Regions from separate parts of the Homo sapiens genome. Here region 1 is linked to region 2. A link is a contact called in ENCODE Hi-C or POLR2A ChIA-PET data. All regions are on one chromosome and are shown on one strand. The core of a region is the stretch at or near the end of the contact, and the rest is flanking DNA. Distances in the headings are between cores, read along the strand shown. Region 1 overlaps NEB (nebulin). Region 2 overlaps NEB (nebulin).

The links. A loop is a pair of places that touch in the nucleus more often than their neighbours do. ChIA-PET counts read pairs that join two places held with the same protein, here RNA polymerase II (POLR2A). Pooled maps may share reads with other maps.
Region 1: a map of PC-3 shows a loop between it and region 2 (3-fold over the local background). The contact joins two enhancer-like sites. A Hi-C loop is called at or near these places in 4 of 168 maps with a recorded cell type or tissue (HAP-1, PC-3 and psoas muscle), 4 of 37 single-sample maps with no recorded cell type and 7 of 50 pooled maps. POLR2A ChIA-PET finds 5 or more read pairs at or near these places in 1 of 52 experiments (CD4-positive, alpha-beta T cell).

Annotation. Positions count from the first base shown.
Region 1 is chr2:151,617,320-151,623,368 of GRCh38, forward strand. NEB (nebulin) reads right to left here. Exons shown (of 182, transcript NM_001164508.2): 72 at 3,600-3,707; 73 at 2,132-2,443; 74 at 956-1,159; 75 at 45-149. Among named protein-coding and RNA genes, the nearest start is that of NEB, 110 kb to the right of the region's middle. Within about 2 kb of position 2,097, at least 2 of the 41 ENCODE cell types and tissues checked have a DNase peak (open chromatin) inside an H3K27ac peak, as active enhancers do.
Region 2 is chr2:151,555,173-151,562,261 of GRCh38, forward strand. It overlaps NEB (nebulin), which reads right to left. Exons shown (of 182, transcript NM_001164508.2): 121 at 6,938-7,042; 122 at 6,036-6,140; 123 at 5,832-5,936; 124 at 5,420-5,527. Among named protein-coding and RNA genes, the nearest start is that of RIF1, 150 kb to the left of the region's middle. Within about 2 kb of position 5,244, at least 3 of the 41 ENCODE cell types and tissues checked have a DNase peak (open chromatin) inside an H3K27ac peak, as active enhancers do.

The sequences.
Region 1 (6,049 bases), core at 847-3,346, 59 kb after region 2:
CATTTTTGCCTTTCTGTTCATTACAAGATCAACAGTTTACTTACATCACTGTAGTTTATTCGGTTGAGTTTGGCTAACATGATTTCTGGTGTATCAGGCATGACATGAATAGTTTTCTTGTCATTGTCCCAGGCTTCAGTATATAAGCGCTACAAAAAAAAAAAAAAAAGAGAGAGAGAGAGAGAAAAATTATTTTGGTGTTCACAGATATTATTGTTTTGATTATGTGCCAGTCATCTCTCTTGTATACAAGGTAGAAATAAAATTATTAAAGCTGCATAAATTCCTTACCTTTGTTTCTTATTAAAATTCTTTCAATAATCTGTTAAAGGACTTATCGGTTATGAAAAGTATAATTGGATTGAAGTATTTAAAATAATTTATAGGAAAGAGTTATAGCACACAGTATTTTTTTTTTTTTGACAACCTACTAATCCAATCAGAAGCACACAGTACTTTAGGCTGGGCACGGTGGCTTACACCTGTAATCCCAGCACTTTGGGAGGCCGAGATGGGTGGATCACCTGAGCTCAGGAGTTTGAGACCAGCCTTCAACATGGTGAAACCCTGTCTCTACTGAAAATACAAAAATTTGCTGGGTGTGGTGGCAGGCTCCTGTAATCCCAGCTACTTGGGAGGCTGAGGCAAGAGAATTGCTTGAACCCAGGAGGTGGAGGTTGCAGTGAGCCAAGATCGTGCCATTGCACTCCAGCCTGGGCGACGAGAACAAAACTTAGTCTCAAAAAACAAAACAAACAAACAAAAGCACACAGTACTTTTAACAATGGTTTAATATTTTGAAGTATCACTAAGTAACTATGGTATTATAGTGGAAAAATCATTTAAGAAGGTATCATAATGCTTATTATTATCTTTAAAATGCAATAATATATCAGAATTTTTAAATTGTTCTGTGGTAACTTTCGGTATCTAACAGTGAGGATTGAAGACTCACCTTATTCATGTTTAAAGCATTGTTTTTTGCCAGCACCTGCTCCGGAGTGTCCGTTATACTGGTAAATTTCAGCGTTTCTGGACGCTGACGGTAGATAGTATCACTAAGTAATTCTCCAGCTCTCTTGGCCCTAACAACTTCCAAGGAATCAATCGGAACCCAGCCAATGCCTTTCATCCATTCAAGGTCTGACTTATACAAATTCTGCAGATCAACAGATAAGAAACAGATTTATTAATTAGTGTTTCAGATTCATAGTTACAAAATGGGTTATCCTAGAGAAACACAAAAATACCGATGAATAGTTAAGGTTCCTAGCATAGTCATTCACTCACTCACGCACATTATTGAATCCTAAGTGTATTTTTTTTTCTGAGCGTTTTTTTGGTACAGAGGAGTACAGCAAGAATGATAAAAGATCTTCTTTTAAAGTAAAAGACATGGTCCTGCCTATGACAGTATTACAAGATTTTTACAGAGAAGCATGCTTTTTTAGCCTTGGAAAATGTAGTCTAATAGCTCCAAATAAAACCACACACTGAGACTGATGGTGCGTGAGTACTGCAGTCAAAAAATTCTCACTTTTATTTCCATCTTCAAAAATCACAAAACTTCAAGTGTATAAAGGAAATGTGATGTTACAGAGATATGTTTGGTATTTCCTTAATTATTCATTTTATTTTACTCTCAATAGGACATGCTGAATGTTGATAAGTATTAGACGACTGGTTTCGAAAAACGTAAGAATGATAGAATTTTCCCATCAGTAAGTATAAAATGTAAATTAAAGTAATTTAGCATAATATGCTTTCCCTCTATCTCCCTACTGCCCTCTGCCAACAAACACACACATTTTTTTACTTCCTTAGCCAAAAGTTTGCAGTGATATATTTTTAAGGGCTAAGTTTCATCTGATTCAAACAAAGGAAGCCTGAATCCCTAGGAAGATTTATACCTGTTTAGAACTGATAATATTTACTTTGTTTCCTCTCCTACAGAGAACTTTTGGAGAAGAAAACAAATTGTAGTACCTCCAATGGGAAACTCCTTTCAGACATTTAATTGTAAATTGTTTGAAATATACAAACAAATTGCAGTTCATTGGCACTAGTCAGAACTCACAGACACGTTTCAGATCCGCTTTTAACATGCAGAGCTAACATCAAGGAAACTTACGTCACTCTGGAGGTCATAGGCTTTCCGTGCATGAATGATGTCATTCTGGTCGGGCAGGCAGATCCATTCATGCAGAGGATGTTTATAGTCCACATCGCTGACCAAGGTCTGACACTTCTTGGCCAAAACGATACCAAGCATGTCCACTGGGCTGCTGTACCTTGTCTTGTATTTCTCAAAATCTTTCTTGTACTCACGGTCACTCTGCACTTTGGCAATGTGGAGGGACCACATTATCTTGGGGTCATCGTGTACTGCTCGGGCGCCAATGTGGTGACCCAACTGTTTACGATATGCTTCTTTGTATTTGTACTGAAAGAGAGAATCCAGTAAATAAGAAGGAAGCACAAAGGGCTATTCCCTGTTGTTCTTTCTGTGGTGGTGCTTTCTATGAAATCTTTAAGGCAACAGAGGAGTTTCACTGGTCATGCTGCTGTAACGCCACATATTGGACTGTTGTGCTCATTGGCACATGTCCACAGAATAACCCCACAATGGTTCCTTTATATATGCTAGAGAATCATATGTTGGCAAAAAATGATAAAAAGTGAATACTGAAATGAAGAGTCCAATTACAGTAATAAACCATGATGGTGTCTCAGAAATCCATCATGTGAGTGAGCCTATTTAAGAACACACCTGGGGCGTATGTTTACATGGATCATTAAAATTTTCTAGCATAGTCTGAGAAGTAATTTCCTCTTCACAATTGATTTGGGAGAAATAGTTTTAAAATGGACAATTTCTGTTATTTAATAGGTAGAGAGTTTAAGTTTTACAAGATGAAAATTCTGGAAATCTGTTGTACAATAATATGAATATACTGAACCCCACCAAACAGTATACTTGAAAATGGTTAAGATGGTAAATTTTATTATATATATATGTATGTGTGTGTATATATATATATATATATATATATATATATATATATATATATATTTAACCAGAATTTAAACATTTAAAAACCTATAAAAATGAACAATTTTACTACTCTTGGATTAATTTTTAAGATGTCCAGGGATCTGATGTTTTCATTTTTAGGGTAAAGAAATATTGGTTCTGTGCACCACATAGAAAGAAGACTTTGTCTTTCCATGTTCATTTTCAAGTGATGGGGCAAACTCAGTTAAGCCTGCTTCTTTTCTGGCATCTTTGCCTTGAGTGTGTTCCAAGGAAGTTCCTGAGGTTTTGTGAGTAGCTCAGCATACACACATCTAGCTTTAATCGAGGCACTCACTCCTATTGAGCAAAGATCAAAAATAAGGAGTCAAATGAGCCACATTCCAGTCTAGGCTATGCCTCTGTGATGCTTGTGATCTTGGGCAAGTTATCTGTATCTCAACCCTCAGTATATTTGCCTATGCACTGAAGGGAGTTAAGGTGGATGATGACCAAAGAGACATCCAGCTGTATTCTGTGTGGCTGGCATGATGGTAAGAAATGTTAGGACTTGATCAGCTCTTACATCACTGGCAATATCCCGAGAGGCCTTGGCAGCCACAATGGGAATGGCATCACTTCTCAAGTCATAGCCTTCTTTCTTGGCTTCTTCCATGGCCTGACGATAGAGGCTCTGAGGAAAGAAGGAGTAGCTTTTAAATATAGAATTCACATTCACTCGAAAAGTATATTTTCTGCCAAAGGAAGACCACTTTTGGATGCAAAACTACATGAGTATGTTCAGCCTTAAATCAGAAAAAGAACTCTTTCTTTTACTTTCTGTTTATCCTTGGATATTTATTTAAATGAAAATTTCACATTCAGCAAGTTTTAACATCACAACCTCTCTTTGCACAAATCTTTTACACGTTATACATTAAATGAACACCTCTTAATGTGTTTAGATTGTTCACCATTTGCCCTTTTCATGAAACAATCAAGAAATGTTGATTTATTTAACTCCAAATTTGAATTGGGAACATTTTTACTAGCAGAGAACAGTATCATATAATAACATATAATAATACTACCACTAGGAGGATGTGTCCATAATCAAATTTAGTGCTGAACTAAAGATGTGTCATTCTTTCTGAATCTCTCTGTTAATGTTGATTTGCTCCCTATTATTTCATCAACTGCTGCAAGTTGTTCGAGGACATGAGGGTAGCAGGTACCAAAGATTTAGGAGTCAAAACTGCAAAACTTTTTTGACTTCTTCTGTGAATTGAGAAAGCACCACCACTGTTCAATTTCTGTGGCAGGACAGACATGCACAGAAGACAAAACACAAATGTTCCATGGAAGTGTCATTTGAGAACCACGCATTAAACAAATCATATATACCAATGGCTTTTAGCCCTTTTTGTGAACCAGTGATAAAAATTTTGACTGATTCTGTATCCTCTTAACGAAAAATTTTAAGTAATTGCCAACATCGGTATTCAATAAATCAAAACAAGATAAATATACAGTTTGATAATAATTTTTAAACATAAAAAGTAAAAATTTATTGGATCTCTTAATGAGACTTGTAGGAGCTCATGGTGGTTTGATTACAAAGTTTTGATGGGCAATAATGAATTAAGTTGTCTGGTAGAGTTTTGTGGGGTCTTTTTTATTGTTGTTTTTTGTTTTTTGAGACAGTCTCACTCTGTCGCCCAGGCTGGAGTGCAGTGGCACAATCTCGGCTCACTGCCTCCCAGGTTCAAGCGATTCTCGTGCCTCAGCCACCCGAGTAGCTGGGATTACAGGTGTGTGCCACCATGCCCAGCTAATTTTTGTATTCTTTAGTAGAGATGGGTGTTGCTGATCTCAAACTCTTGAACTCAAGTGATCCCTCCTGCCTCAGCCTCCCAAATTGCTGGGATTTCAGGCATGAGCCACTGCACCCAGCCATGTTTGGTAAAGTTTCGTTTTAATACTTTCAGACATGCATCATAGTAACTACTAGGATGAATATGACTATTTCTTTTTCTTTATTTAAAAAATGAAATCTTTATATTATCACACTTAGTCAAATATTTTAATGTATGTTTTAATATTTTAAAATGTATACTTTCCACCTTTTGCAAAACTTCAAACTTACAGAAAAGTTGCAAGAATGCTACAATGAATACCAACTATCCAATTTATTAACATTTTTGCCATATTTGCTTTCTCTAGCTCTCTCTTTATGTGTTTGTGTATTTCTTCATTTTACTTATTATTATTATTTTCAATTGTTGAACTGATTAAGAGAAAATTGTACACATTATGGCCTTCATCCTTGAATACTTTACCATGTATCTCCTAAGAATAAAGATATTTTTATATAATGACAGTATATGTATCAGACTCAGGAAATTTAATATTGATACAGTATTATTGTCTAGTATTATTCTCTTTTACTATCAAATATACGGTGAATATTCAAATTTCATCAAATGTCCCAATAATTTCCTTTATAGCAATGTTGCTTTTCTATCCAGAATTCAGTTCAAGAGAATGAGTAGCATTTAGTTCTCTAGTTTATTTCTTCACCTTTAAACCATGCCTTTTTTGTTTTAACATGAGAGAAGAGTGATTATGAAAGAAGTGGGATGCCACTCAAGCTGTAGGGGCATTCTTGGGCAGATAATTTAGAAGAGTGTATGTATGGAAGTTGAAGCTATGTTAACTGATTTACTTAAAACGATCCATGCCAGTTTACCCCTTGGAAAGCCTTTGTGTAACCTCAAGGATGGTAGGTAGCTGAGGTTTGAAAGCAGCTCATCTATATCCAAATACAGCCTTTAGATCAATCTATGATTGAACAATTTAATCTTTAATTTCACTTTCCCCCTTTCCTCTTTTAAGAGGTTTATTGAGTTAGATAAAGCAGACACAGTACCAGTAGATAGTTCTGGAAAAGAATTTAGAAATAATGCATGGCTTTAAGGGAAAAACTACAAAGATTTACAGTTCTATAAAGCTTTATCATCCCTCTACTTTATACTG
Region 2 (7,089 bases), core at 3,994-6,493:
CTGAACTCATTTCCCCACCTGTACAGAGAGATACAGCAGTAGCGCCTGCCATGGGGTTATCGTGTGGCTTAAATCAGACTGTATCAAAAGTACTTTTAAACCACAGAGCGCTATGAAATTTTAGTTGCTGTTTTCAAAATTCCTATAGCAATACTAGTACTTTTACTGCTACTACAAGCAATTCATTTTAAAGATTATGTAATTTAAAAATATTCTCTTGTGGTAATGGCTTTGTTTTTCTTACTAAAAGGAGTGCGAGATTAAAACTGTGCTTAGGAATATCTTTGTTTTTAATAACTGAAAAGTCTGCTGCTAAGAAAACACAATCCTTGGATTTCAGTTTCTACAAGGCTTTCAAAAATACAGTGCAATCAACTTCTGTGGGATAACAATTAGTTCTTAAGCCATGTTGCCCGTTAATTAGTGTTCCATGATTATATAAACCAGGTTAAGACAGAGACTAAGATCCAATCTCATAGCACACAATAATAAAATAACAGTTCTTCCAAAACTCAGCGATTTGCACCTCTGTAACAAAAGAGAGATGGGAGTATATATTTGTGTCAGAATTCCAGCAATGCTCTTCATTGACTGGAGGCCAACCAAAATTTCCACTAGATTTTTCCAAAACAGAAAATCAGCTTCTTACATCTAATCTATTTCTCAGCTTCAAAGATGATGGCATTTAAAGGCACCGTTAAAAAAAAAAAAAACACATACACACACACAAAACTTTTTCCTAAAATAAGGTCAGAATACTTCTTTTAAAGGATTAATTTCTCTATGTTTTACCTTGCTCCAAAACCAATTTGCCAAGAATCTTGCCTCTATAATTTTGTTCATGACTCAAGGAAAAAGCCTCTTTTGAGCTTTTAAAATCTTATCTATAGTACTTTTCTTCCAAAATGAAAAGTTTGCTCCTTTTTGTAATCTTCCAAATAGAGGTGGGTCTGGGTAAAATCAAATATGTTACTGTTTCCTCCAGGTAAAAATTAAATAATTCCATAGACTGTCTAATGAAGTTTATTTCTAAGCTGTGCATCTGTAAGCCCAGTAGAGTAGTGAAATCAATTTACTGAGTCACTAGCATTTAAATGAGTAGAACAGAATGGAAATTATCAGAGTGCACTGTCTCTAGTCTAGCAGTCACTACTCTTCTGTGAGACATTTGTGCCAGAAGAAACTCAGGTAAACTTCAGGGGTGTGTGTCTGTGTATGTGAACTTGAAATAAAAAATAAATTTCCCACTGTGAGTCATGGTCAAAACATGTTTGAGAAATGCTGATTTAAAGTGTTACAGAAAATGTTCCTGATTAAGAGATAAAGTCTCTAATTTTTCTGAAGGAGAACTGGGCTAAGAATTACAATAAAGCTTACAGGGAATTTTACAATAAAAGGTTTTACACAGACTTTAAACCAACAAAGATCAAAAGAGACAAAGAAGGGCATTACATAATGGGAAAGGGATCAATGAAAGAAGAAGAGCTAACTATCCTAAATATATACACACCCAACACAGGAGCACGCATATTCATAAAACAAGTTCTTGGAGACCTACAGAGAGACTTAGAATGCAACACAATAATAGTGGGAGACTTTAACACCTCCTGTCGACACTAGACAGATCAACCAGACAGAAAATTAACAAGGATATCAGGACTTGAACTCAGAATCTCTGGGACACATTTAAAGCAGTGTGTAGAGGGAAATTTATAGCACTAGATGCCCACAAGAGAAAGCAGGAAAGATCTAAAACTGACACCCTAACATCACAATTAAAAGAACTAGAGAAGCAAGAGCAAACAAATTCAAAAGCTAGAAGAAGACAAGAAATAATTAAGATCAGAGCAGAACTGAAGGAGATTGAGACACAAAAAACCCTTCAAAAAAATCAATGAATCCAGGAGCTGTTTTTTTGAAAAGATCAACAAAATAGATAGACTGCTAGCAAGACTAATAAAGAAGAAAAGAAAGAAGAATCAAATAGACACAATAAAAAATGATAAAGGGGATATCACCACCGTTCCCACAGAAATACAAACTACCATCAGAGAATACTATAAACACCTCTATGCAAATAAACTAGAAAATCTAGAAGAAATGGATAAATTCCTGGACACATACACCCTCCCAAGACTAAACCAGGAAGAAGTCGAATCCCTGAATAGGCCAATAACAAGTTCTGAAATTGAGGCAGTAATTAATAGCCTCCCAGCCAAAAAAAGTCCAGGACCAGATGGATTCACACCTGGATTCTACCAGAGGTACAAGGAGGAGCTGGTACCATTCCTTCTGAAACTATTCCAAACAACAGAAAAAGAGAGAATCCTCCCTAACTCATTTTATGAGGCCGGCATCATCCTGATACCAAAGCCGGGCAGAGACACAACCAAAAAAGAGAATTTTAGACCAATATCCCTGATGAACATCGATGTGAAAATACTCAATAAAATATTGGCAAACCAAATCCAGCAGCACATCAAAAAGCTTATCTACCTTGATCAAGTCAGCTTCATCACTGGGATGCAAGCCTGGTTCAACATATGCAAATCAATAAATGTAATCTATCACATAAACAGAACCAAGGACAAAAACCACATGATTATCTCAATAGATACAGAAAAGGCATTTGACAAAATTCAACAGCTCTTCATGCTAAAAACTCTCAATAAACTAGGTATTGATGGAATGTATCTCAAAATAGTAAGAGCTATTTATAACAAACCCACAGCCAATATCATACTGAATGGGCAAAAGCTGGAAGCATTCCCTTTGAAAACTGGCACAAGACAGGGATGCCCTCTCTCACCACTCCTATTCAACATAGTATTGGAAGTTCTGGCCAGGGCAATGAGGCAAGAGAAAGAAATAAACGGTATTCAATTAGGAAAAGAGGAAGTCAAATTGTCTCTGTTTGCAGATGGCCTGATTATATATTTAGAAAACCCAACCGTCTCAGCCCAAAATCTCCTTAAGCTGATAAGCAACTTCAGCAAAGTCTCAGAATACAAAATCAATGTGCAAAAATCACAAGCATTCCTATATACCAGTAAAAAACAGAGAGCCAAATCATGAGTGAACTCCCATTCACAACTGCTACAAAGATAATAAAATACCTAGGAATCCAACTTACAAGGGATCTGAAGGACCTCTTCAAGGAGAACTACAAACCACTGCTCAAGGAACTAAGAGAGGACACGAACAAATGGAAAAACATTCTATGCTCATGGATAGGAAGACTCAATATCGTGAAAATAGCCATACTGCCCAAGGTAATCTATAGATTCAATGCTATCCCCATCAAGCTACCATTGACTTTTTTCACAGAATTGGAAAAAATTAAAGCTGGAGGCATTACGCTATCTGACTTCAAACTATACTACAAGGCTAAAGTAATAAAAACACCATGGTACTTTTACCAAAACAGATATATAGACCAATGGAACAGAACAGAGGCCTCAGAAACAACGCCACATATCTACAATCATCTGATCTTTGACAAATCTGACAAAAACAAGCGATGGGGAGAAGACTCCCTATTTAATGAATGGTGCTGGGAAAACTGGCTAGCCATATGCAGAAAGCTGAAACTGGATCCCTTCCTTACACCTCATACAAAAATTAACTCAAGATGGACTAAAAATGTACACATAAGACCTAAAACCATAAAAACCCCAGAAGAAAACCTAGGCAATACCTTTCAGGACACAGGCATGGGCAAACACTTCATGACTGAAACACCAAAAGCAATGGCAACAAAGGCCATTGGAATCTAATTAAACTAAAGAACTTCTGCACAGCAAAAGAAACTACTATCAGAGTGAAAAGGCAACCTACAGAATGGGAAAAAATTTCTGCAATCTATCCATCTGACAATGGGCTACTATCCAGAATCTACAAAGAACTTAAACAAATTTACAAGAAAAAAACAAACAACCCCATCAAAAAGTAGGCGAAGGATATGAACAGACACTTCTCAAAAGAAGACATTTATGCGGCCAACAAATATATGAAAAAATGCTCATCATCACTGGTCATTAGAGAAATGCAAATCAAAACCACAATGAGATACCATCTCACGCCAGTTAGAATGGTGATCATTACAAAGTCAGGAAACAACAGATGCTGGAGAGGATGTAAAGAAATAGGAAGACTTTTACACTGTTGGTGGGAGTGTAAACTAGTTCAACCATTGTGGAAGACAGTGTGGTGATTCCTCAAGGATCTAGAACTAGAAATACCATTTGACCCAGCAATCCCATTACTGGGTATATACCCAATGGATTATAAATCATTCTACTATAAAGACACATGCACACGTATGTTTATTGCAGCACTCTTCACCATAGCAAAGTCTTGGAACCAACCCAAATGCCCATCAATGATAGACTGGATAAAGAAAATATGGCATATATACACCATGGAATACTATGCAGCCATAAAAAAGATGAGTTCATGTCCTTTGCAGGGACATGGATGAAGTTTTAAACCATCATTCTCAGCAAACTAACACAAGAACAGAAAACCAAACACTGCATGTTCTCACTCGTAAGTGGGGGTTGAACAGTGAGAACACATGGACACAGGGAGGGGAACATCACACACTGGGTCCTCTCAGGGAGTAGGGGGCTAGGGGAGGGATAGCATTAGGAGAAATACCTAATGTAGATGATGGGTTGATGGGTGCAGCAAACCACCATGGCATATGTATACCTATGTAATAAACCTCCACGTTCTGCACGTGTACCCCAGAACTTAAAGTATAATAAACCAAAACAAAACACACACACGCAAAAAGGTTTTACTTAAGAACATTAATGGTTAGAGGTCATAAGATTTAAAGGCATAAAGAGTTAGAGGATGTATGATCTTCTACTATATTTAAACAGCTCATGAGATTTAGGGTTTGTTTGTTTTACAATTATGTTTATATCTAAGAAAAGTTCTACCTAAAAAAGGAGAATTAAACAATTTTTAAATGTTTTCTATTTCATTGCTATAAAATAATTTATATTAACTGGGGATGGTATAATAACCGGTTATCATATTCACTGGTTTATTTTTGCCCTACATCCATGTAATTCTATTGAAAAAGTCTATTTCTGTAAGGTGTATTATGTCTTCAGCCCATCCTTACTTCTGACTCTAGCAGAGATTATCATGTGCAGACAGGCAGTCTGAAAGGTCACATCCTGTCCTCTTTGCAAGTGCTTGTGATTCTCTCCAGGCAGCAGAGAGAGACAGGCAGTGAGCACATAGACTCTAATGACTGAGCATTTGGAATTATTTCCTGGACATGCCCACGGGAGTGCTAGGGGTACTTCTGGACAACGTATGAATCAGCCTGAAAGATTCTTGGAGTGGAGAGCAGGGGAGGGGAGGGAGGGTGGGAAAGCTGTCATGTTTTTGCTTTACTTACATGGCTGGCCAGATGCTTCTGGTTCTTGGCGTGTGTCAGGGACAAGGTGCTGGAAGGCAGGATGTAGCTGGTGGCTTTCACTCTATCCCAGGCCTCCTTGTACAGGTTCTGCAGGAATTAAAGACCTTCTTGTGAATATGGGAAAATGCATCTGGTTAGCTTCTGAGTAGCAGGTTTTCCTTCTGTGTCTGTCCTTCTCACACACTCCCTACTAACTCCCAGGACTCCTCTTTAAGGTGGGGCTTATTTAATTGTACCTACTAGAATTTTATGAGGTAAAGTAAGATTGAAGGTCCAGGAAAAAACCATAGAAAAGCCTTTAGGGAAAGAGTGTCCATCCCATTTATTCTCTTACTGTCCCAGAAGGGGGAAAGGTGGCTCATATATAAGGGGGAAAAAAAACTCAACTCACACTGCTGTAAAGATTCTTCAGGTTTCTGGTTCTGTCATAATCCACTGTTTCTAGAACTGTTGTGTATTTGTCCTTAATCTGATGATAATTTTCTTTATATTTTACCTGTAGACAAGCAACAATAGGTTATTCACCTCTGTTGTTAGAAAATACATAAAGACAAGAAATAGTTTGTCCCTGGAAGAGGAGTACAGGAAGACGCACCTCACTGGCATTAATGCCACTCTGAACAGCAGTCACATAGAGGGGCGTGTCTGTGACCAGATTATAGTTTTGTAGATTTTCTTTACCTGCTGCTGTATATTGTAGCTGTGAAGAAAAACAAAAGTCATCAAAAATGGTAACATACAGGTCTGTCATCAGCTGTAGCTGCTTGTGCCAACTTACATGTGCCTTTATTTCTGGATTTCTGCTTTAATCCTAACAAACAGGCTGTCATTCTAGAGTCCTGCAGACTTTGTATGGCTGCCAGAATGAATAGCTTCTCTTGACTGAGACTGGGGTTGAGATTTTGGCCATTTTGTTGCCTTTTCCATGCCTATTCTCCATCCCTGACAGCAGCCCCTCACTTTTTTTTTTTTTTGGTTTCGAACACTTTTTTTTTTTTATTATTATACTTTAAGTTTTAGGGTACATGTGCACAATGTGCAGGTTAGTTACATATGTATACATGCCCCTCACTTTTAACATTCCATTACAACTGCCCTATCAGAGCTGAACCACGTGCTGAAAAGTTTTCCAGATACTGATCTTTTTCCTCCAAAACTTATCTACCTGTAATCAAAGGATGCTTCTACCTCCTACTCTCTGCAAGTTAACTTGATCAACTAAGGTACAGATGCTTGAGAGTAGTTCACTAAGAAACACCTCCCAGATAAGCTTTTATTATAAATGTGCATTGCCTTAAACCAAAGGAGAGACTCAGACTGGGAAGATCCAGCCCCAGAGCAGGACACTAGAAGAGCTTTGATTGGGAGAGGAGGGGCTTTGGTCAGTTAGAGCCTACACTGTTACAGCAACTTTCTTTGCCTGCCCATCAGCCCACTGACACCACCATGGATTCTGATGACCCATGGAGAACCAGTCCTTCTAGGAAGGTGGCTCACCTGACTCTGAAGGTCGTATGATTTCTTGGCATGGAGGATTTGGGGTGTATCCCAAACGTAGCAACCAATGCCTTTCAACCAATTCAGGTCATCTTTATACACATTCTGCAAGAAAGAGAGAACAATGAAATGTGGAAGGTATTCTGAATTTA